6 separate regions of the Mus musculus genome follow, and all the other regions are linked to region 3. The links are chromatin loops, found by intact Hi-C in ENCODE. Cell type or tissue: heart. All regions are shown on one strand. Region 1 overlaps Gm45918 (a long non-coding RNA gene). Region 2 has its middle 11 kb from the start of Gm41818. Region 3 has its middle 67 kb from the start of 4930554I06Rik. Region 4 holds the start of 4930554I06Rik (RIKEN cDNA 4930554I06 gene). Region 5 has its middle 37 kb from the start of Gda. Region 6 holds the start of Gda (guanine deaminase).

What was found. Peaks named below come from ENCODE experiments on the same cell type or tissue, not always from the same donor. Only the 100,000 strongest peaks of a DNase experiment are listed, where the experiment ranks them.
Region 1: it touches region 3 in a loop (6-fold over the local background); 7 of 42 quality-filtered maps call a loop at or near these places.
Region 2: it touches region 3 in a loop (2.8-fold over the local background); 9 of 42 quality-filtered maps call a loop at or near these places.
Region 4: a loop joins it to region 3, with 2.5 times the contacts of the local background. A loop is called at or near these places in 5 of 42 quality-filtered maps.
Region 5: it touches region 3 in a loop (4-fold over the local background); 3 of 42 quality-filtered maps call a loop at or near these places.
Region 6: it touches region 3 in a loop (4-fold over the local background); 3 of 42 quality-filtered maps call a loop at or near these places.

What each region holds. Positions count from the first base shown.
Region 1 is chr19:21,174,128-21,178,127 of GRCm38, reverse strand. Gm45918 (a long non-coding RNA gene) reads left to right here. Exons shown (of 9, transcript XR_877753.3): 5 at 2,884-3,567. Among named protein-coding and RNA genes, the nearest start is that of Gm45918, 35 kb to the left of the region's middle. In heart, no CTCF peak of the experiment used is centred here; a DNase peak (open chromatin) is centred at 2,447; H3K4me3 peaks cover 345 bases.
Region 2 is chr19:21,732,798-21,736,797 of GRCm38, reverse strand. No RefSeq gene overlaps it. Among named protein-coding and RNA genes, the nearest start is that of Gm41818, 11 kb to the right of the region's middle. In heart, a CTCF peak has its summit at 2,405 (motif pointing left); no DNase peak of the experiment used is centred here.
Region 3 is chr19:21,035,516-21,039,515 of GRCm38, reverse strand. It overlaps a transcript of Tmc1 not described here. Among named protein-coding and RNA genes, the nearest start is that of 4930554I06Rik, 67 kb to the left of the region's middle. In heart, a CTCF peak has its summit at 1,908 (motif pointing left); DNase peaks (open chromatin) are centred at 2,255 and 2,825; H3K27ac peaks cover 309 bases.
Region 4 is chr19:21,104,253-21,108,252 of GRCm38, reverse strand. 4930554I06Rik (RIKEN cDNA 4930554I06 gene) reads right to left here and starts at 3,543. Exons shown (of 2, transcript NR_126458.1): 1 at 3,501-3,543; 2 at 2,715-3,260. In heart, no CTCF peak of the experiment used is centred here; DNase peaks (open chromatin) are centred at 1,862 and 3,492.
Region 5 is chr19:21,508,056-21,512,055 of GRCm38, reverse strand. No RefSeq gene overlaps it. Among named protein-coding and RNA genes, the nearest start is that of Gda, 37 kb to the right of the region's middle. In heart, a CTCF peak has its summit at 1,729; no DNase peak of the experiment used is centred here.
Region 6 is chr19:21,470,647-21,474,646 of GRCm38, reverse strand. Gda (guanine deaminase) reads left to right here and starts at 1,986. Exons shown (of 14, transcript NM_010266.2): 1 at 1,986-2,279. The coding sequence starts at 2,157. In heart, a CTCF peak has its summit at 2,008 (motif pointing right); a DNase peak (open chromatin) is centred at 2,006; H3K4me3 peaks cover 1,016 bases; H3K27me3 peaks cover 2,707 bases.

The DNA of each region.
Region 1 (4,000 bases), 140 kb before region 3:
ACATTTTGTTTGTTTTGCCTTTGATTCTTAATCAAATCCACTGGCCTAGCCCTGGCAAACCCAACTAAGGAGTTAGCTATGGAGAAAGGAGGCTTGCTACATTGTAATATCTTTGCTTGTCTCCTGTCTGGTAAAGTCATTACATACTGAGTAATGGAGATTTTCTTGGTTTCTTTCTTTGGAAGGAATAGATGTTAGATGTCAGTTATAGCAAGATGGGCCATTGAGGCTTAGGACTCACATTGAACTATCCCCCTAGACTGCTGGCTTAGCATTGGATAAGATCAGACCTGAGGGCAGCGCAGCTGAAGAGGTGTTTCTTGTTTAAGACCATGGGCATACGAAACTTACAGTAAACAATACAGGTAATTTCTGGGTGTGGCCCTAGTTTCTTCCAGGGCTTTCGTTTCCTTCTCTATTTTTGTCAGGAGAGACAAATATGGTTCACATGGGAAACCCATTTTGCCATCCCTCCCACCCCCGTAATGAAATGGTAAATTTTTAGGACTGGATGAGCAATGTGAAGACGCTGTTCCTTCTCCAATACTAATGTGGACAATACCATGCCGTGGACTCTTGTTGAGGACTGTGTTGCTGAAATGTTGTACGATGGCTTGATCGCGTAGCCTGGCGCTAACTTGGAAATGAGCTCCACATAGACTGAAACTCCCTCCCTTCTCTTCCCCACTGCTACAGTCTTCCTTCTACCTTCCTCAGTCCTCTCCCTTTCTCTTCCTCCTCCTTGCTTTCATCCAACCTTTCTGGATTATTGGTGAAGCTGTTGTGAAGGCTGAGGTACCAGGGTGGTGTGTGCGCATGCGCTGTTGAATGAGTTCTGCCGTGCGTTAATTCTAAAAATGCTTTTTCTTCTAGGAGTTGCTGTAATCTCTTTCTCTCGCACAGAGAAAACAACTGGACTCTTTGTTGATTTGACTATTTCATCTCCGAAACGGAGGCAGGGAGGGAAAGAGGAGTGACTTAAGAAGGAATTTACAAAGGCAGACTGAGGAAATTTAATTTTAGCTTTGAGAAGTTGAAGAGATGCAAATCCCCCTCCCTATGATAAGTTCAGAGAGGTGTGTGAACTGCGTTTTGTCTCGGTGACAAGTGTGTTCCCTGATGAAGCAGCCCTGCTGAGGAGGTGGATTCGCTGGAAGTGGCTGGATGCCAAAACAGCAGCATGTCCACGTATTTTTTTTTTTTTTAATAACTAGCCAAAATCAAACTGATTCTCTGTGGACCACGTATGGTGTTGTCACTTTTCTTTCTTGTCTCTTTTGCGTCTTATCCATACCTACCATTTCGTTTATGTGTTTATTATACAAACACATATTTTCTGTGTGTTTCTATATGTGTGTGTGTCAGGAGGCAGAGGCTGGCCTTCTGTGTCTTTTACAGTGACTCTCTACCTTAATTTTTAAGACAGGGTCTCTGACCCGGAAACCTACTAATTCACATAGGCTAGTCTCTATTCCCTTTGATGTTAGGGTTATAGACACTGGTACCAGGGATCTGAGCTCAGTTCTACACGCTTGGGCAGCCAACATTTCACTTACTGACCCATCTCCCCAGCCCCTGCTACTTACTTAGTAGTCTTGAGACAGGATTATCTCATGTGTTGTATGCTGGTCTTTTTTTACCTTAGCCTCTTCTGTACCCTAAAACCAACAACAACACAGCATGTGTGTGGTGGTCAGAGGACAAATTGCATGAGTCTGTTCTTTGCCTCTGCCATTCTGGTTCCGGGCACTGAATGGAGATCATCAGAAACTTGGCCCCACTCAGTCATCTCTCCAGCTGAATTCGTCCTTATTTAAGTGTACATTTATTATAAAATTCTTTATTCACGTGGTCCCAGTTTGAACATTCTATCTCTGCCCACTTGCATAGGCTTCTACCTTGCTTGTCTACGCTGTTGCTATTCTCTTTCTCTCTTCACTGCTTCATTTCTTATGTCAAGCTTAATCATAGGCAAAATTGTGAACTCTCACTTCCCCCTAATCCTCCAAGGCCTGGATCTGATGTGCCCCACAGTTTCTGTTTTATATTCTTCATTGTTATTGTGTTCTTTTTCCATCAACAGAAGAAACAATATGACTCACTTGCCCCAGTATTATTTTTCTATGATCTCCCTCTTAATCATTGCCACAGTGTTCAGATAAATGAATGAAATGAAATGAATGAATGAATGAATGAATGAATCAAAGTGAATGTTAGGGGGAGACTTGTGGATGTTCCAGGGACCTGTCCCACGGTACTGCTTCCTCTGCCCTTTGTGGAGCATTTGAAACAGTGGGGATGAGGCTTTGAGAACCACTTTACTTCCTTTTTCTGGGCCTTGCGGAGGGTGTGTGTGTGTGCTCAGAACCTCCAGAAAGGAAGGAAACATCTGGGTAACAAATATTGAGGCAGTCAAGCTGGACCACACATCCCAGCAGCCCTGAGAGGCAGGAGGAGTAGCTAGCTGCTGGAGCAGGCTGCTTGTTTAGCTCCTCAAAAGATTTCTGCCCACAGATGTGTCTCACCCTGAGAAACTGGTAGGACTGGTTTGTAATAGCCATGATCTGTTTGGATGCAGGTGCTGTTGTCTTACAAAGAGGAGACTTAGGCGGCTAATCCAAAGAACTGACAGATGTTGCCCAGGTGTGGCGAATATCCTCTGGCACTCTGGGGGCTCTGATGACAGGGAAATTGCTCCAGGCATATTCAATGCCCTTAGATGTTCTCCACTGACTTTCAAAACTCAGGAACACCATTATAGAAAGCCGGTCCCAACCACTCAGAGGATCAATACCTTCCTTATGCGCCCCCCGCCCCACATGAACCCCCTTCTATGAGACCACACTACCTTGTAATGGGTCTTTCATCTGCCTTTCTCTTTAGTTCACGCCGGTGGTGACAGATTATGCACTTAGACTATCCGCTGAGCCGAACACATCTCCAGCCCCCAGGATGGATGCCTAGCAAATGCTTCTTGGGTGCATGAATACAAGAAGGTTATTTAGTAAAGCAGACAATGGAAAACTTATGCCATCGCAGGTCTAGACCCCAGAAGAAGCTTCAGGCAGCTACATGAAAATAAAAATTGTCTTTGAACTTAGGCTGTGTTTGAAGGCCTCTGAATTAACGGAAATCCACAAGGTTATAGAGCTGCATTATCAGTGGATGGAAGGGAAGGAGGAGAGAGAAACTGACTCACTCCTTTGAGCTGACAAAGCATACAAATCACTCCAGACAATGGAGAGAAACAAGGCACTCAGCCACGGAAGTCAGTGTGACAAAAGGGGTCTGAGCAGACGCCCTCCCTCCGGTACTGAGCTTGCCCTGTGTCTCCATGTGGATGTAAGCATCTGGACTGTGTGCCTTGTGGCCCCGATGTTGTGTCCCTCCACCTTCTTTAGGAAAATACAACCAGAGCAGAAGCACTGGAGCAGGTCCTGGCATGCACTGCTGTATGTAGGAGAGACATAGGAGGGCAGGATGGAAGTTTACAGTAGAGAGCAAAATGCCACGTTCCACCCGGAAGGGAGATGGTTTGCGAGGGATGATTTCCTTTCTCACCAATAGGTAAGTTATCTTCCCGTATTACTTGAATTTTTAAAATTACCTTCATGAATTGCTTTGATAACAGAGTAAAATGCACCTCCCAGTAGGGTAGGGATGACAGGAACAGTGGGAGGAGTAACTGATGAATGTTTGCACTTTGAAGAAAGGCTGCCTTCGAGTCTGCCCTGGCTCCAGAAGCTCTGATAGCATGAGCTGGGCAAGGGAGAGGAAAGTTTGTTCAGGATTCCTGTGTTCAGGTCTTCAGGGTCCCACCTCTGCTCAGTCAATGATGAAGTCTCCCAGCTGTGTTAACTGCCTCTCCGAACGCCTGCCACCCCGTTGCCCTTTTCATAGTCTGTGTACTTCCTGTTCAATGTCAACTTCCTCCCCAGTTGCTTTTGACTCCCTGCCCCTGACCTAAAGGATTCATAGCCAACTTCCCAGCCTTCCAGAC
Region 2 (4,000 bases), 700 kb before region 3:
GGAGACAGCCTTGTAAGCAGCAGAGTAAACAAAACATTAAAGGCAGAATCCGGTCAAGAGAAGGACCTGGGAGGATTAGGGACCATGACAAAGATGGTGCCTGAATGTCAGGATCTCATAGAAAAGGAGTAAAAGTTAGGATAAAGTTATTAAGTGGCAGTTCCCTACCACCAACATGAGGGCCCCAGAGTCAGCAAATGGAAACTTGAATGTAAGAGATCACACATTAAGGTTAAATGGGGATTAATAATGAAGGTGGCCAGAGTTTCCTTGTTCTGCAGAAGTTGGGGGTTTAGGACAAGGTGAAAGAATAATTACACAATATGAGAAAAGAGGAGGAACCAGCAAGAGCCCTGTGTGCTTTCCAGGGGAAGCAACGGATGAACGGAGGCACATAGCACAGACACCTTAGCAGTGAGGTTACATCTGGGCATTGAACTACAGGAGTTTCCATCCTGGTGTAGTGGAGCATTCCTATAATCTCAGCAACCAGGAGGCTGAGGCAGGAGAAACAGGAGTATAAGGCTAGCCTGTACTACTTGGTGAGATCCTGTCTCAAAACCAAAAACAGAAAGGAGTTTTCTGAGGCACAAATACAGAAGACAGAGTTTCAGCTTCAAGAACAGCATGTGCAGAGGTAATAAATTAAAATCAAGTGCTGCGGCTGGAGAGTAATAGAGGTGGGGACTGCCAAGCTGTATGCATCAGAAAAGGTAAGGGCTTTAGGCATCCCCAGAGCAAAGCCAGGAAAGCACGTTGTGCTCTCTCTCTCTCCCTCTCCCTCTCCCTCTCCCTCTCCCTCTCCCTCTCCCTCTCCCTCTCCCTCTCTCTCTCTCTCTCTCTCCCTCTCTGTCTCCCTCTCTATCTCTGTTTCTGTCTCTCTCTTTCCCTCTCTCTCTCTCTTCCTCTACTTTTCTTTCTCTGTCTATATCTCTGTCTCTCTGTGTTGCTGTCTGTCTGTCTCTGTGTCTGCCTCTGTCCATCTGTCTGGATCTTACTATATACTCAGAATGACTTTGAACTCACTGTGATCAGGTTGTTTTGATCAACTTAAAAATCATTTTTAAGCTACAGAAAAAGTTGCAGCAATAAAGAAATTTCATGGTGGCACATTTGAGAGGCTGAGGCAGGAGGATTACAAATTCAACGCCACCTTGGGCTACAAAGTAGGATCCTGTCTCAAATATCAAACCAAAATAAACAGAAACAGATTTCATAGAGAACCACTCCAATTGCTAACACTTGCCATTCTCTCTGCGTTTGTGTCCACACTCTATTCACGGGACACTTTGACACTCAATAAATCACATATGGTCACTGAAGTGACTTTTTAGCTCAGTGATAGATCATTGAGCTGGTGTCCATAGGTCTATTGTCCGTGCCTAAGATCAATCCACAGGCTTAGAAAAAGGAAAGAGCCCAAAGATAAGATGCTCATGAAGATAGGAAGGGGTAGTAGGTGTTCCTCTAGAACTGCAATAACGGGCCACCAGATCAAGGCAGCCTTCCTTTTTAGGTGGAAGAGAGAAATGTTAGGAGAACACTTTTCCCAGGTCGGTGCATCTGAGGGAAACTCTGGTTTGAGGATTTGGTATCTTAGTGGTAGAGGCTGTGGCAAAGCAGAAATTAGTGATAAAACAATAGAAGGTGTATAAATATTGCCTATATACACATACATAATCCTGTTTGTATGATAAGCATGATTTCAAATCCTTTAGATAAATCAATTATTTTAACTCTTGTAACAATCCTTCAAAACTAGATAAGCTTCCTGTGTCTGGAGGCTCCCAAGAAGGGACCAGACAAGAGAAATGTACTGTGATGGATTATCTTTAAAATTGTGCCTTGTTTGGTCAGAAACCTTAGAAGTTAAGAGAACTGGCTACTCTTATAGAGGACCTGGTTTTGTTTCCCAGCACCTACATGGTGGCTCATAACTATCTATTACTCCTGTTCTAGAGGATCAATACCCTCTTCTGATTTCCCTTGGCACCAAACTCACACAGACAGGCAGGCAGGCACACATGCATACGTGCAAAACTCATACACACAAAATAAATATGAAACATTTTTGAAAGAAATTTGGAATATTTCACCTCCATTTACACCAGGGGATAGCTTGCTACTCTCCAGACCTCCAACCTTGGCTGAAGCCTGTATTCATCTCTTATGGAAATTCATGTCTGTAAAGGCTTTTGGTTATATATTATATTAGCATCGTCCACATCAACAAGAACTAACCTAAAATGTGAAGAGTAGGAGATACTTTTGATTACAAATTGCTTTTGAATTCGATAAAGCAAAGTGAGGTCCAGAAATGACAAGTCATTTTAATTTTTATTTAAAGATGTAAAATGGTTTAACTATCACTGGCATGAAAGCCAGTATTTCCCAAGCGCCCTCTTGTGGCATGGATTAATGATTTCCAAATTCCTGTTAGATGGAGACCAGGGAAGCAGATTTCCCTTTTCCGTGCTGGGCACTGAACCCAGGGCCTTGCACTTCCTAGGTGAATGCCTGTGCACTATAGTGCACACCTGACTCTAGCTGTGTAATCACAGTGATTTCGGTTTAGCTGCTGTGGAAGCCTGCAGCTTAAAACCTTCTCACTGTCCTGGAAACGCTGGAAACAAATCTTTCAAAGGCATAAGAAAACAGATAATTTCTCATGTTGTATACAAAAGATGGAAGACAGCTAGCTCAAGGCCACCAAAAATGTAAATGCCAAGATGAAGAGCAGAGCCCTTCACAGTGCCTCTGTGGCCTTACTTGCAGCATGATGAACTAGAAGAACACTGTCTGATCTAGTCCTCCTCAGAGTGCTGATCTGGGAACTCTATGAGTTCTGCAAAGTTCCCTGTACCGCCATTGCCTCTGACAGAGGACAGCACAAGCGAAGTGGACAAGAGAGAGTCTTTGAAGATCGACGATTTCCTTTGCAGTACTCAGCATACCCCAAAGATGGCCTTTAAGGAAGTGAAGGGAAATAAGCAGGAGAAAGCAGACCTCACAGGGTGCTGAGTTTATTTTCAAGAATTAACCTGTAACTGACACTTGGCAATGCTGGGCATCAGCTCCCCATCCCTCAGATGTCAGGGCATTGCGTGTTGTTCTGTGTTCTGTGGGCCTTTGTCACTTGAAGGTGAAGCTGAAGCCAGACGAGTCTAAGTGTCTGGGGTCCCCGTTACTAGTGAGTTGAGGCAGAAGAATCACTTGATTTTGGTTCTGAACCAGGCTGGGCAACAGATGACTCTTATAAGTAAAGCTGAGCAAAGGAGAAATAGCAACCAAGACAGAAATAGGAAGAGAAACAGAAAATGCAGGGAAGGGGCTGAAGAGATGCTCAGGGAGCTGGCTAGGTGACTGCTCTGCACTGTGGGGACCTGAGCTTAAGGATACAGTCATGGTGGCATTCTCCTGCACTTTTACCTTAACATGAGGAAGGCAGAGACAGGAGGATCCCAAAGACTCAACGGGCAGCTAATGGGGTTGAATCGGTGAGATGCAGCAGGTTCAGTGAGCTACACACACAGTCTTTTCAAGAGCAAAATTGCTTTGAGTATCACAAGAATCTTTGAACTCTTTGATCAGGGTGGGGAGGGACTGCTAAAGACTGGGGAGTTTCTGAAGTTGGATTTAATGTATCTCAATGGAAGGTCATAAGCCTAGAGGAGCCAGGGGGAGGAGGGATATGGCTTGGACATGCAATATTCTCCATAGGCCCACATGTTTGAAAACTTGGTGCTCAACTTGTGCTGCTGTTTGGGAAGGTTGGGAAATGCTTAGGAGGTGGAGCCTTGATGGAGGAAGTGGGACACGGGAGCTAGACTTTATACACTGACCCATCTTCCTATCCCTTCTCTGCTTCCCATGTGTGGATGTAGCATGAGTATCCAGGCCCTATCCATAGTACCACGCCTTCCCTGCCTCCTGCCATGTATTCCCTGCCATGACGGACTGTATTCCTTTGGGACTGTGAGCTAAAAGTCAACACTTTGTA
Region 3 (4,000 bases):
GGAGACTCTCTAGACTCTGTTTCCTGTTATAACCCAGGCACATAACTAGTATTCGTTTCAAAAAAGAAAAGAAGGAAGGAAGGAAGGAAGGAAGGAAGGAAGGAAGGAAGGAAGGAAGGAAGGAAGGAAGAAAGGAAGGAAAGTTGTCCAGTCATTCCATAGTTGTCTACTAAGCTCTCCCTGTGTACAGTTTGCAAAGAACCAGAATCAAAGAGTCACAAATGAAGGTCAGTTTGCCAGGGTCACAAGTCACAAGGGATTTAGACAGATATTGATAGCATTGAATAGGTGAAAGGGTTATAGAATGTGTTGTCCAAAACAGAATATTATTTGAAATGAAAATGTGTGTTGTTAATTGTACTGGGGTAGCACTACATCAGGACTTGGGCAAATGGGGAGTTCCTCCAATGGGCATTTACTAGGAGAGGGAAAGTAGAAGAAAGAATGGGATTCTGAAGCCTACTCCATGATGGATGGTTAAAAGGGGCCCAGAGACCCAGAGAAGCATGTGGGAACCCTCTGAGCCGACAGAGATGAAGTCCAGTGCAAGTGGGGACCTGGAGATACATGGTGGTTTCTCTGTCAATATACTGACTGATTCACACGTTTGCTTTGTGGGCCTAAAGAAATGTCCGTGTTGTCTAGGTGGCTTAAAAAAATTGGGATTTGCAAGAGCAGATGTGCATTTAAAAGAACCAGTCCCCCTCCTTAAAGTAAGGAATTATCACTAAGCAGTGCGTGTCAGCCTTTGTCTTCCAAGAATGGCTTTTAAAGAATACCAGGAGTCTTGTGCCCATCTGTCCTGATTACTGGTTCGAGGGTGGATCACAGCCAGTTTGCCAAGGCTGAGACTCACACCAAAGGAAGCCTCTTGTGGTGAAGGATGCTTGTAAGGCCACAAAGTAGCCCGGGTACAAAATGGTAGAGCAGAGGTCTTGGCCTGTGATCTCTAAACTGGAAGAGATTTTGGATCTCCTGGAGCATTGTTAAAATGGAAGATTCTGGACACCCCACTCAGTAGGTCCTGGGTGGGAAATAACCTTCTACATCTCTATGTTCCCTGGAGGTGCTGCTCCGGCGACTGTATTTGGAGATTTACTGAGCTAGAGGATTTGGTGGCAGACGATCTAGAGCCAAGGATGAAGGAACATGGTTCCAGGCCTTTTACCATTTTCTGAATTTTGCAAGGGAATTCACAGGTGGCACCACACACAGATATTTAGTAGGCAGCTCCCGGTCAGACCATACAAAGGTCATGAATTCAGGGCTGGAAGTGTAGGAGGGGTGATCACATGTAAGTCTGACGATTGCTAAGGCCAGGGTCATAGTGACAGGATCGTCCAGTTCCCTTCTGTGACTCTTCCTGTCATTTTCAAAGCTCTGTCGTCTTCTCAGTCCTTCAGACCATGCTAACATGCCCGCCTGCGTGCCGTCCTTCTGCTCTTGACCTATCTCCCCTCCTCCCTCTCCTGTCTTCTTTGCTCCTTCTTCTCTTCCTTTACACCTTTCTCTACTCCTTTGGGTTACTCTACCCCTCAGGCCTGATCTTGTGCAGCCTGTGCAAGCCGTCTTCTCCCAAAGCACAGAGCATCGTGTATGCTGCGTGTTTGAGTGACTGTTGACTACATGACCATTTTCTTCTAAATTGATGGTCCTGTAGTAACCAGTATGCTCCATTGGGCATCTAGGGCTTATCTTAAAGCGTAACACTTCAATACATTTGTCAGCCTTCACCTTCCAGGGGATGCGTTAAAGAATAAAGATGACAGGGTTCCACAGGCATGTTTATCAGGTCAGGTAAGGAGACGGCAGTTGTTAAAACAGTGATGCAATTGCAGGAAACTGGACAAAGAGTTGTTAATATTTATTTAGACATTGCAGCAGGTCCCAAGCGCAGGTTTGCCAGCGCTGGCAATAGCGCCATCTGGTGGAAAGAAAATTTTTTTAAATTCAGTGCAAACTTAAGTCAGGAATGCTTAAACAATAATACTCTGGGAACTTTCTGCCGTCATTGTTGTTAAAATATAAGCAAAACTCCTTTTTCTTTTTAAATAGAAAATATAGATTCTTTGGGGGGGGGTTGTGAATTGCATTTATTGAAAAGACTGCTCAGGGTTTGAACAGAGAAACATTCAAGTTACTGTAATTAAGTAGGGTTTATGAGAAGGACAGATGTTGGCCATAAGGAAGCTGGGATCTCCACCCGTCACTAGCCCCATAGAAAAAAAACAGGAGCAGGTGCATAGCTCAGACATTGCTTTGTGTTCAGAGCTGACTGGTCAAGGAGGATATTGTTCATCTCTGGCTGCTTCTCTTACTACCCCACCCCTCCATGCTGGAGGGAGGGGTGGGGGGTGGGGGAGGGGGGAGAAGATCTTCAGTCACTGTCTGTTTTTCTTCTGTCCTAGTCAGCTCTCCCTGCTGTCCAGCCAGAGTGGGCACTCTCTCCATTTCTGTGTTTTGGATTTCTGTTGTTTGAGGTGGAGGTGGGGGGAGGGGGCGACACACTATCTTCTGCCACATTGGGCTGTAGTCTTTACTGACAAGGACATGGCCATTGCAGGCAGGACCAATATGTCTGAGAATAGAGCCACCCCTCTATGCTGAGGATGAGGGCCGAGTGACGATAGGAAAGATCTGAAGAAATGGTCAAGAAGAAAGCTTTTGGACCTTCGAGGCAAAACAATGAATTTGGGAGGGAAAGGTAAGGCAGACATTGTGGTGGGCACAGCAGACGCCTGGTGAAAGAGAGGGCTGGCTTCGTGAGTTGACTCCACAGATCTCCTGTTGCTTCCGTGTTTTCTTTGGCAGCCCGGGTGTTTTTTTTCATGCTGCCGCGGTCAAAGCAACTTCCTCAAAGACACTCTGTTGGCCTGCTGCTGTGGAAAGGGTGGGCCCTGTAGCCCTTTCCGGGTTTACTGCTTGTCAAGTGCCTTCAGCAAGAAATATCAATATAAACCGGCGTGGTCTTTATGCTTCACTGTCAAAATGAGGTAGAAAATGGTTGGAGTTTTGTTTGTTTGTGTCTGTTTTTAAAAACTCTCATAGAAAAATATAAGCTGTGGTACCACCCACAGAAGAAACCCCTTTAGAGAACGGAGGCCTGGATGAAGCTGGCAGGCGGCCTCAAGCTGTACAGCAGGGTTGCTTCATTTCTTGGTTGTTCCCCCTAAAACACGAATCCCCTTTGTTAGGTTCATTTGACATTTATTTATTCGTTGCATGGCACAGTGTGTGTGTGGAAGCCAAAGATTCATGAGTTGGTTCTCACCTTCTACCATTTGAATTTTGAGGATGAAAATCAGGTCTTTCAGCTTGGTGGCTCACACCTTGCACATGGAAGCCATCTTGCTGTCTGTAGTATTTCTTTCAAATTCAAATGCATGGATTTTTTTTCATTTAGGAAAGAAATGGTAGGAGTGTAAATGTGTGCTGTGTGTGTTTGCATGACTGATTTTATGTGTCTCATGGCTGTATTTCTATTTGAGGTATCTTCCCCTTCTGGCCTCAACTTACCTTCCATCTCATCTTTATGACCGATCTCCCCCTGATTTGGGGAATTTAGAATGGTTAAGAGTCTTCGTACAATGTTGGGAACGAGAAACAGATTCCAAGTTCCTTTCTGTTTCCTTCCCAGAGGCTGTGGTCCTCCTTCCAGGGCAGTTCAACTGGGCACTCAACTAGACAGTGTTAGCACACAGTGCAGAGGGAACAATGGCCTCACAAGGTTTCTAGGAACAAATGGATGTTCTGGGCTTAAAGGGCCCATTTATTTCTGCTTGGTGAGATTGCCTCACACAAGGAAGTGTGCAGTCCCACCCCTGGGGTTCAGACATCAGGACTCCAAAGTAAACAAGTCTCAAGTGCACTTCTGAAGCAACGCGACTGTCTCACTGATCTTTTCCCATCATCCCATCTCTTGCTCCCGTTTCCTTTCCCTCTGCGAGGCCACCCAGAGGAATCATAAATCCTCCTGTCCAAGGAAGATCAGTCATTAGAA
Region 4 (4,000 bases), 69 kb before region 3:
GGAAATTTAGGGAGTGAGATGGGGCTGCATCTCCGTGCCTGAGCAGCGGGTAACCTGGGGGAGACCTGAAGGCCCGGCAGGTGAGGGGAAGGACAGAAGAACGAGGTACTGGGAATGAGCGATGTCAGGCTAAAGACAGGGGTGAGAATCTGCAGAAGTCTGAGACAGCTTAGGACATTAAAGACACTCAAGGCAGGGAAGGGCAATCAGTCAGTTCTTCTGCAGTGTAAACTGAGAAGGGTGAGCAGGCTCAAGCAGGAACCCTGAGCCAGAGATAACACAGTGCTTCACAGCCCAAGGTCAGTCCTCTATCCCCGAGGACAGTGAGCTTGCCACTATTCACTCCCTTCCCTCCAGGTCACTGAACACCACACCACACCCCCCCCCCCAACACACACACACACAAACACACACACACTGTCCTTGATCCTGATGATTGTAGACGTGACATATTTTACTTCTTCACTGATTGCAGAAACCAGTGGAGACTTTGCAAAACATCACACACCTTTCTCTTGGGATTTGGGGCACCCGTACTTAAAAGGAAGCATAGACTTTGAAAATGGAGGGGGGCGGGGGGTTAGCAATATATTTAATCTGAAATCATTCCGACAAACAAATACACCAACAAACCGAACCAAGCAAGCAAGCAAGTAAAACAAACAAAAACCAAAAGCAAGCAAGCCGTTTTAAGGATAAATATTGTCATCTGTCTGACTCTCTTGACTGTAGTAAGCTTCTGTTTAATGTTTAGCTTAGTTCCTGGTTAGGCAGGAGGAGTTTGCCCAGTGTTTATTGGATCACTATGCTTACTTTGTTAATAATGGCAACAACACTTCTGGAGGGCATAATAATCCACCATAAACTGTGTAAGGAGGTGAGCTCATGTGATCATTATAACAACCGGAGCTCAAAAGAAAAAAAAAATTAATTGTTTGCCTGTTACACATTTTATCTTACCCTTAACCCATTATTCTGCCTTGCTTTCTGTCCCTCCCATGAAAGCAAATTGATAAAAAATTATTTCCTATCTCATGTGTTTAGTCTCACTGTAGGTGAGATTTAAAAAAAATCACAACTGATAGATGGAAAGTGTGGTTACATATTTTCAATTTTTTTTAATCCTGCAATTACAGACTAGCAATAGAGCGCGTGCCCTTCCAGGTGCAAGCTTGCTTTTGCAAGTTAGGAAACATGGCCACCTGGCTGTTTGGTGCAGAGCCGAGGTCAAACCTAGGACGCTACCTTCATACACTGTGGTGATCGCAGAGACACACACAGGTTAATGTTTATGCCTGTTGACTCAGTGTCTCGAAGGACACGCCACCAAATCTTCACAGCCAGGCCCTTGACTGTGGTGTATTCTCTCCTTTAGCTTGTCTTATGTAGAAGGATGCGTCAGCTGAAGGCTGACTTCAAGGGCAGAAGAAATAGCATAGTCGAGCAGAACAGCATGTGTGCTCGCCTCTTCTTCCATGGCTGTACTTGGCAATACTATCCAGGTGTCCACGTCCAAATATAATACCTTGTTTTTCTTTTTCCGCTGAAGAGGAAACAAAGTCCTAAGAGGCTAAATGTTGCATGGGACTTTGTTAGCCAATTCAACATCTGTTTGCATCTTTAAAAAAAAATGACTCATATCTATTCCTTATAAGTAGGGCAGGAGGGCAGCTGGAATTTCCCAGCTCACTCTGTGTCACTGCTTCCTGCTGCTCTTTGTCCTCCCAGGCATATTTTATTGGCAAAAAGAAAAAAAAAAAAAGAAAAAAAAAAAAGAAACAAACACTGTACTACCTCGGGGCAGCTGCCTGCGCTGACTCACGCCTCTTCTGTTTGTGTTGGGAAAGCTGCGGGCAAAGCAAGGACCTTCCTTTAATTACAGTGTGAATAACCAAATGCATTCTGAAACTTTGTTACTCAATAGCTCACCCAGAAGGAACACTGATGGTATCCAGCCAATCAAAGGCCATCTGCCGACTACAATCGGAGCTTGTCACTGATGGCAAGACCCAGTGGGTGGATCATCACCAAAAGAAGGAAAAACATAGTATGAGTTGTGTTTCTATCTTAAAACAAAACAAAAGAAAACAACCCCAAACTGATCAAACAAAACCCCCATTCCTCCTCACATGTCCTCAACCAAAGCTGAGCATCTATTGGCTTGATTTATTCCTGAAACTTGAAAACCTATGTACTCAATTTGGAAGGAGGAAGGCAAAGGGGGTGTGTGGGAGTGGGGACAGACAGAGACAGACAGACAGAAAAAGAGAGACAGAGAAGGGAGGGGAGAGAGAGTGGGGGAGCAGGATCTACAAAATGGTAACATTGAACACCGGAAGAAGAAGAAGAGAGGACCTTGTGAAGATCTAGTCAATTCTCCTGACTGGGGTTCTCATTTTAGGACTCAATTTAACACACTGCCCTGCTCAACCTTTATTGTTTCATTTCCTATGCAACTTGTCTTAGACAGTGGCTTTGTTCTGATGTCTTTAATACATTCCAGTGATTCTCTATGTCAAACAGAGAAGGGGTGGGGCAAAAAAAAAACAAAAAAACAAAAAAACCCCAAAACAAAAAACAAAAAAAAAACCCTCAATGGATACAATTAAACTACCTCTACATGTTCAGATTTTTAAGATCCTACTTAATTGAGCAAGCTCTGTTTTGCAAAACTTAATCTACAAGAGAAGAAATAAAAATTTAAGTCAGTAAGATTAACTTCTCAGTTCATTCGTTTACTTTTAAATGTTGTATTCTGACCCAAAGCATTTCCCCATCCCTCCTGGGTGCTTTAGAAGAAAGTAAATCAGGCGTCTAAACCCAGAAACAAACTCCCGTGGAAAACCAAACCAAATCACGATAAAAACAAGACCAAAGAGAATAACAATAACAAAACTTTCAAATAGCCAGCATGCTTCTAGTTAAGCCAGCAAGGCCTCCGGGTGGGCAGACACAGGTACCCATGGACATTGCGGGTGAAGAGGTCTTCTCTTCTCTTCCTGGTTGTGTCCTGCCCACAGTGTAACCCTAAGCAAACACCCAGCACAGGCCATGGAGAGAAGCTGAGTCAGGCCTTGGCGATGGGCCTAATATCACATTTGAAGTGGGTTTTCTTAAGCACTGGATGAGCAGATTTACCCCTGGGGGTCTTCCCTTGACCCCTAGCTGGTCTTCCTCTTGAGAGCGAGGCTAGACTGTGGCTCCAAAGTCTCCCAACTTAAGAGTCCAGCCCAAGGTGCTCCGTTGCTTGTCCTTGGGTTCTACTGATTTAAAAAACAAAGATCTTCTCAAACCTTGCTTAAAATGGAACCTTCTGGATTCTATCTCCAGACACTACCCCTGTAGCAGCCCTGTGGTGGGGCCCAGGCATCCACCCCGAAACCACAGGTTGATATTCTGGCATTTCCTGGTTTGGCTCTGATCCTTTGGGGTTGTTTACCAGCCCAGCGTGCGCGAGAGCTGCAGCCTTTCCTCAGCCCTCCCCCATGCCAGTGACTCACTCCTGGGGTGGTTACTAGTGCCACTCTGGGCATTGAGGAGACTGCCTGCTCCCTTGATGCCTGCTGGCTTTACTGTTTGTTCCCTCCTTGACTTGTCATAGGAGAGTATGTTATTGTTCCTCTTGCTCCTGCTATCAGACTACAAGGACCAGTGTGGTTTGCATCACAGAAGGGGCGTGCCCTTGGTATTTTCCTGTTCTATCTACTGTACTCAGGTTCTATTATCACGTGATGGGGCGGGGTGGTACTGTGGCCTCCAATAGAACCTTGTGACCTCAAATACCCGCAGATGGTCCCCTCACTTGTTTTCTGAGTCATGAAGGAACCATCCGTTGATACAATCCGACAGTACTCCCGTTTTCTTCCACTTCTTGCTCTATCGGAATTCTGGGCAGCTCTTTCAAAGACTAAAAGTTTGTAGCTGCCTCAGATTATATATTGGAATCCTAGTCCCACAGAGGTGGTGTTAACAGATAAAGTCTATGGAAGGAAGCTAGGAT
Region 5 (4,000 bases), 470 kb before region 3:
TTTAAAATTTGTAAGAATTTTGTTATCTATTCTGGCTTGCTCTTCATTCCAAACAAAAAACAAAACAAACAAACAAACAAAACCCCCAAAACCTTCAGAATCTATTTGTTTAGTGCAAAAACTCTGGTGCCATTAATGAAATAGTTCCTTTATAACATTAAATCTTTGGCTTCAAATAGTACTAGGAATATTTTTCAAATAAAGTCTGTCAAGTTTAATACTAGATGTACACTTTATTGTTAAAGTTAAGTGTTTCTCAGTACAGGAAAAGTAGTTTTCAGCCTTTTGTGAAGTTTTCTTACTTTTAAAATGATTTTTTAGTGCATACTCCTGAGTTTCCAGATGTGCTATCATATCTGCTCCAAATAACAATAGTTCAGATTTGCTGTTATTTTTATTACTCTTATTTTATTTAATGCTGATAGTAACCCCAAAATAAAATAAGAAAGACATCCCTCTTTTTCTGATAAACCTGGCCTTGAAGCCCAATCTCTTGAAGCCTTCTCAGGACCAAGGGCCTTTCCTCTCATTGATGTCCAACAAGGCCATCCTCTGCTACATATGCAGCTGGAGCCATGGGTCCCTCCATGTGTACTCTTTGGTTGGTGGTTTAGTGTCTGGGAGCTCTGGGGGTACTGGTTAGTTCATATTGTTGTTCCTTCTATGGGGCTGAAAGTTCCTTCAGCTCCTTTCGTCCTTTCTCTAGCTCCTCCATTGGGGACCTTGTGCTCAGTCCATTGGTTGGCTAAGAGCATTCACCTCTTTGTTAGATACTGGCAGAGCCTCTCAAGAGACAGCTATATCAGGCTCCTGTCAGCAAGCACTTGTTGACATCCAAAAACTCCACCAGAGAACTCCTACAGCTAATAAACAACTTCAGCAAAGTGGCCAGATATAAAATTAACTCAAACAAATCGGTAGCCTTCCTATACTCAAGGATAAGCAAGCTGAGAAAGAAATTAGGGAAACGACACCCTTCACAATTGTCACACACAATACAAAGTATCTTGGTGTGACTCTAACCCAACAAATGAAAGATCTGTATGACAAAAACTTCAAGTCTCTGAAGAAAGAAATTGACGAAGATCTCAGAAGATGGAAAGATCTCCCATGCTCATGGGTTAGCAGGATAATATAGTAAAAATGGCCACCTTGCCAAAAGCAATCTGCAGATTCAATGCAATCCCTATCAAAATTCCAACTCAATTCTTCATAGAGTTAGAAAGAGCAATTCTCAAATTAATCTGAAATAACAAAACACCCAGGTTTGTGAAAACTATTCTCAACAGTAAAAGCACCTCTGGGGGAATCAACATCCCTGACCTCAAACTGTACTACAGAACAATAGTGATTAAAAAAACCTGCATGGTACTGGCACTGCGACAGGTAGGTAGATCAATGGAATAGAATTGAAGATCCAGAAATGAACCCACACACCTATGATCACTTGATTTTTGACAAAGGAGCTAAAACCTTCCAGTGGAAAAAAGACAGCATTTTCAACAAATGGTGCTGGTTCAACTGGTGGTTAGCATGCAGAAGAATGCAAATAGATCCATTCCTATCTCCTTGTACAAAGATCAAGTCCAAGTGGATCAAGGACCTCCACATAAAACCAGATACACTGAAACTAATAGAAAAGAAAAGTTACTGTGCTTAATAGAGGTCCATATCTTGCTGTACTTGGCTCTTGTATACAAGGCTAAGTGAACTCCCTCGGAAGACCACAAGGTGGAGTGTGGAGAGAGCCTGGGCAGCTTTTCTGATCAGTAGCATGAACCAGAGCTTGTGTGGAGCCATCTAGCACACCTCTCCCTGAAATAAGAGACGGGTTAAGTGGATGAGACTTGGGGTCCAAAATGTTTCTCGGATATTCTTCAGACATGTATGCACTTACAAATACACAACAAGGCTGTCTATAGATGCATACATTTCTATACATGAATCATGTAACTTACACAAATATGAAATCATGCAGTCCATGCTGTTTGGCAACTAGCTTGCTTCTCTTGTGGACACAGATCTAATCTTGTAGCTACACAGACACCTTCATCTTTTTAAGCTCTGTAGGAGGTGCCAGAAAGATTTCTGTCTGCTGCAGTTGTGTTTCTTTACTTATGAAAAGAAAATGACTCTTGTCAAAGAAAAGATTTCCATGCCTCCACATCTAATGAAGTATGTGTGTGGTATATTTGTGTGTATATGTGTTTGTGTGGTGTGTATGTGTGCATTCACATGTGTATGCCTGTATATATATGTAGGATGGGTGTGTATGTATATGTGTTAGTGGTGTGTGTATTTTGTGCATGCACGAGTCTGTGGGTACACATTCGTATGCATATGCCCATGAAAACACCATAAAAAGATGTTGGATGTCTTCCCTTGTGGATCTCCACTCTGAGGTAGGCTCTTTCCCTGAACTGGATGCTCAATGTTTCATCCAGACTGGCTCACTAGTTAGCCCCCCAGGACCCAGCTGTGCCTGCTCCCATGGGCATGCACCCGTGACCAACTTTTATGTGGACGTTGGAAATTGAACTCAGGCCTGCACGCTTCTATAGCAAGTGTTATTACTCACTGAGCCACAGTGAGTTCATTTCCCCACACATCTAATGTAGACATCCCTTGCTGTCATCTTCCTTGATGTGTGTTCTTTGTCGTTCTTATGGGGTGTATTTTCTTTGCTCCAAGCTACATAGCTTTAAAAGAATCGAGTCATGATTATAAGATAGAACAAGGTTCATTTTTTTTCTTGCTTTTTTTTAAAAAGTTTTTTTTTTCAAGCTGCCTGTCCTTGGATTTTCTGAAAGCAGGGGAAAAAAGCTCAAAAATGTTTAACTTGATGTTTGAAGAGGATATCTACTAATTATAGTTTGCAGGCATGTGCAACAAAATAACACACATGTGGATTACAGCACTTGGCACTCTGCTCACTCTGAGTGAAGTAGGCTATGATTAGTTGAGAATTATGTGGGTAGGACACAAATGAAGGGATTGTAACAATTAAGTGAAAAGACGTCGTTTTCTTCTTTTCATGTCAGTACATTTTAACGCCTTTCAGAAGCCAATCTCACTTAATTGAAATCGCTACAGGAGACTTAGGAGTACCTGTTCCAAGCTTTTAGTAACTTGTATAATTTGGAGCTGACACTGGGGACCAAGATTACAAAGCATAATGTTTATGTTGGTTAGGATGCAAAATGGACAGAGAAGAATGGAATCTCAGACACCTTGGGTTCTGGATGCCATAGCAAATTCATGTAGAACAACTGGTTTGATGGGACTTTTTCATGTCTCATCTGAGGGAGGGGACATATAAGGTCAAGCTGCTGGCAGACTCGGTGTTCTGCTGTGCCTTCTCTTTCTGGCTTATAGACAGTGGCTTCTCACAGTATCTCCACATGGGAAACCAAGGGCACTCTGCTGCCTCTGTCTGTAGTGGCCTTAATCCCATTGTAGGGGTGCTACCCTCAGTACTTCATCTACAATATGAACTGTCACACCTAGTCAATGTGGTGCTGGGGATCCAAGCCACAGAACCTCATGTGTGCTAGAATAACACTTTGTCATGCATTTCTCATATTAGCATAAAGACAAAATAAATTACAAACAAAATACTAAGTAAGATGTAAAACCCATAAAACTTAAATTATGTTGACCAGAGACGATATTTTTCTCACAGTGAATTGGGCAGATTAACTGGAAAAACACCAAAAGTATTTACTAGTAATTTCTATCGATAGTCAGGGTCCAAAGCAATTAAGTTTTCTTGTAAATCTAATGGTTAGGATCTTGTTAATGACTCCGAGTCGGTGAAATTGTTCAAGTGCCAATTTTAATGAAATATCCTAACTGAATTATCTTACTTACTTGAAGATGTGGTAACCACGTTGCCTTTGCCCTCTGAACGCCACATTAATTATTATCTAGTTATATTACTAACAGAAAGTAAAACCAAAAGTTTACCAGATGAGTTATATGTTAACTACCATTCAAAAAT
Region 6 (4,000 bases), 440 kb before region 3:
TACAAAGAAAGAAGTAATTATTTTACTATTTATCTTCAAAAGTAATCTTGTAAGAGTCTTAAAAGAATCACAAATCTAAACTTTTTTTTAATAAAAATCAGTCATATCTACCTTAAATCTTCAAAATGTCCATCTATTCATCAGCAATTCTTTTTTTTTTTTTTTTATTTCAACAAAAATTTTTATTTATTTATTTATTTATTTATTTATTTGAAACAAGGTCTTACTATGTAGTGCTGGTCCTCCTGGAACTCACTCTCATCAGCAATTCTTAATCTATCATATCAGGAAGCTGAGGACAAAATGAGTATAAGAAATCAACCATCACCAGTCCAGCTGCAGTGAGAGTCACGTCAGCCAGTGCTGCCATAGTTCTTGTTCCCTGACCTTACAAGGTCCCTAGCTTAACTAATAAAAGTGTGCCTTTCTGAACTTCATATTGTCTTCTAAGGTTTTTTTGTTTTGTTTTTCCTTTTCTTTCCTTTTTCATCAGAGCCAGTAGTAAAAACACCTCAACCTAGCTTCACTAGCAACTTTATTTTTCCAAATATTTTCTAAGGGTGGTAGTCATTGCTGACAATCTACGTCTTTAAATTCTCACAATGTACTACCTGTAAACATACATAAAAATGTAAATGCAACTTAAGTCCATTTGGTATTGTTCATAAGGATATGTTTATAGATGTGACCATTCGGTACTAGATATCTAATTACAGGGCTCATCCCTGACAAAGACTGACTCGCCTTCTCAGCCCTCATTAATTGCCTGTAGCACTTCATCTGGAGAGGTCTTGTGGGATTTCCCGATACCAAGCTTGATTGTCAGCTAATGTTAGTGCTCAGGTGTAGCCTCGTGTAGGCTACTATGTTATTGAGATCACATGGTGCAGTTTTCCTGCATATAGAAGACACAATCTGGAGGGAATTTAGTAGGAAGAGTGGGGGTAGTGAGTAAATATGATCAAAATACATTGTAAAAAATGATCAAAGGAATAAAATATTAACATTAAAAAGAAATGGTAATAAACATATGGGAGAAAATGACACTCTTAAGGATGGATATGACCAGTGAAGGAAAAGGATGGATTCCTGGGACGGGAACTTCTGGATAGGGGGAAGTTAGCTCTTGGGCAGGGGCAGTTACTGCATGGAGTTACAACTTAAGGCAAAGCAATGAAGAGAGGCTGCCCCATTTAGATTCAGAGCAAGCCCATTGCTGTGGGGAGCAGCAGAGGAAACCTGGGATCCACACTTTGAAGGTAACCAGAAAGTCCTGCCTGCAGGACCTAACTCGAGGAGCTGGAGGCTGTTGTGGGGGGAGGGAACCTGGACAGGTTTTGTAGTGACTTGGCCCAGGTTCTGATTTCATGAAAGGAATGGAAGACCTCAGACTGTTTGGTAGCTTGCAGGTGGTCTTTAGATTTCTACCCTTGTACTTCAGCTGCTGGGAACTTCATTTTCTCCTCTTTTACAACTGAATAAATAAAATTAGTTTCCTCAGACACAAGACAAGTTAGTCGTGGTATTGTATGTGGATGGGCAAAAGGACTAAAATATTGACCTCGGTGGAAGAGAGGGACTTTGAGATCTAGATTAACCCTTGGTGCTGGAGATCCCTGTAAAGTTCCACATAAGTCAAGCTTCCAGAACCCCAGCAAACAATGAACACATAGTATGCATCCTTCAATCTCAGGAAAGGAAACTGGCCACAAGGTGTACAGCTCAAAGTGACCTTTCACCTGTCACCACGTTTATGCAAGTTCAGAATTCTGGTGCTCAAGTTGAGGGGATGAACGGTCCTAGGAGTATAGAAGGCTCAGAGAAGACAGTGTAGGTGCACAACGAAAGCAAGTCAGAGTGGCTTGATTTCGATAACTCAAGGAGTTAACACATCCAAAACCAACGCAGGGGTGGGGAGGAAAGCCACACCCCAAGGGAGCTGGAGCCAACTCAGAGGAGAAAAATCCTATTGGCATCCAGGAGGCAGGGAGCCAGCCCCTGGGCGCGGCCTGCAGGGGGCAGGCGATCGCCTGGGGAAGCGGGGGCAGAACGAGCCCCAAGAGCCAGCAGCTCCCGCTCCGCAGCCGCAGGAACCGCTCTGCGCCCGCCCGGTGCGCCCTCCTTGGCCAGTGAACTCGCGCTGCCCTGCTGCAGCCATGTGTGCGGCTCGGACGCCGCCGCTGGCGCTCGTCTTCCGAGGGACTTTCGTCCACTCCACCTGGACCTGCCCCATGGAGGTGCTTCGCGATCACCTCCTCGGCGTGAGCGACAGCGGCAAAGTGAGTGGGCACCGGGTCCCGCGCACCGCGGACAGGTGGAGGGACCCTGGCGAGGCACTGCGCGTTCAGGGTTCGCTCCTGTAGAGCGAGCACGGTGGCTCCAGAGTTGAACTTTAGCGTTTGGCTTCTAGAGAAGGCAGACTGACTGATCACTAGGTTTGTAACCTGGCTAGGGCGGAATGACATCCCAGAAGCCTGGAACAGTACTCGCACCGCACTGTAGGCATCCCTAGAAAAGGTGGTTGAATTTCTTGAGACAGAGCTGACCAGGGTGGCGTGGGGATCAGTTGATTAGTGTTGTCTGCTGAATTTATCAGGTAGAATAAGCAAAAACATCTGGTCTCATTCGCAGGCTCTTTCATCAAACAATGCATTAACACTACATGTTACACAAGTTTAATCTTGGAAGGGACAGAACTGGAAAATCTGTCTCTGTCTCTGTCTTCTCTGTCTCTCTGTCTCTCTCTCTCTCTCTCTCTCTCTCTCTCTCTCTCTCACACACACACACACACACACACACACAACACAGCCATTTGAATCAAAACAAACGGTTTCATTTTAAGGTTCAAAATGCCTTCTATGATTATAGCTTTTATACCCTCCCCCTACAATTAGATTTCCACAAGTGTCCTTTGATACCTGGCACTTCTTTGTCCACCCAGATGGTGACAGTGTACATTAGTAACATCCTGGCCAGTTTGATAAGTGAAGTCATTTCATTTTGGGGGCAGAATGGGATTTTTAATTGTTTCTCAAAGTATACCAGTCTGTGGTCTGCCAAGTTGAAGATGCTGTCATTGACCATGCTGAATTATGACTTAGATTTGGGAGTAACCAAACCTGATATTCTTAAAGATTTTTAAAAATGTGTGTGTGTGTGTACATACTCAAAGTAGCATGTGTGGTCAGAGAGCAACGTGTTCTCTTTGTTGGTTCTCTCCTTAATCCCCATGGATTCCAGGAACTGAATCCAGGTCCTCAGGCTTGGTGACAAGCACCTTGGTGACAAGTACTTTTTACATGCTGAGCCACCACACAGGCTCCCAATCTTGTTTTCTTGTGGGACTTGATTTTTTTTTTTTTTTGCTGTTGTTGTTGTTGGTACATTGGGAAGCAGGATGTTGCGTTTCCAAGGTGATAACATTCTCAGAGCTCACCTAACGGAGAGACTTCAGTAAACCTGGAGACCTGCATACATATCCACTCCACGCTTTGGGCTGTGATCCTCAGCTTCAGTGAACTAACTCCTCCCTGTGTAAGTCCCAGGAAACCGAATACAGAGCCTGAGAGGCTGGTGAGAGAGAGGAGATGCTAGTTTGGCCATAGAAGCTTTTCAGCTCATAGCTTTCTTTTTGGAATTAATCTCCTATTCCCTCAATTCTAATAAGTAATGGATGCAACAGTATATTTGGGGGGCATGATGGAAATAAGTAAGAAAAGGAAGTAAGTTATCATAAAATTAATCTTTCCTTGAGTTTATACTGAAGAATAAGTGTGTCCTGAACATGCAATTAGTGGTTGAGTCAGAGAGCCTACTCCTCTGGGAGCGTGCTGAGACTCTCGGTTTGCAGAGTGTGCCCTTCCCACATGAGACAAAATTAACCAGAAATTAGCCACAGAGGTTGGCTAGTCAAGATATACAGCTGAAACTCTCCTTTGTCATTGGATTGTTAGCTGTTGCTCTCCTTCTGAGTGTAAGACAGTAAGTTACCCCTTCCCTG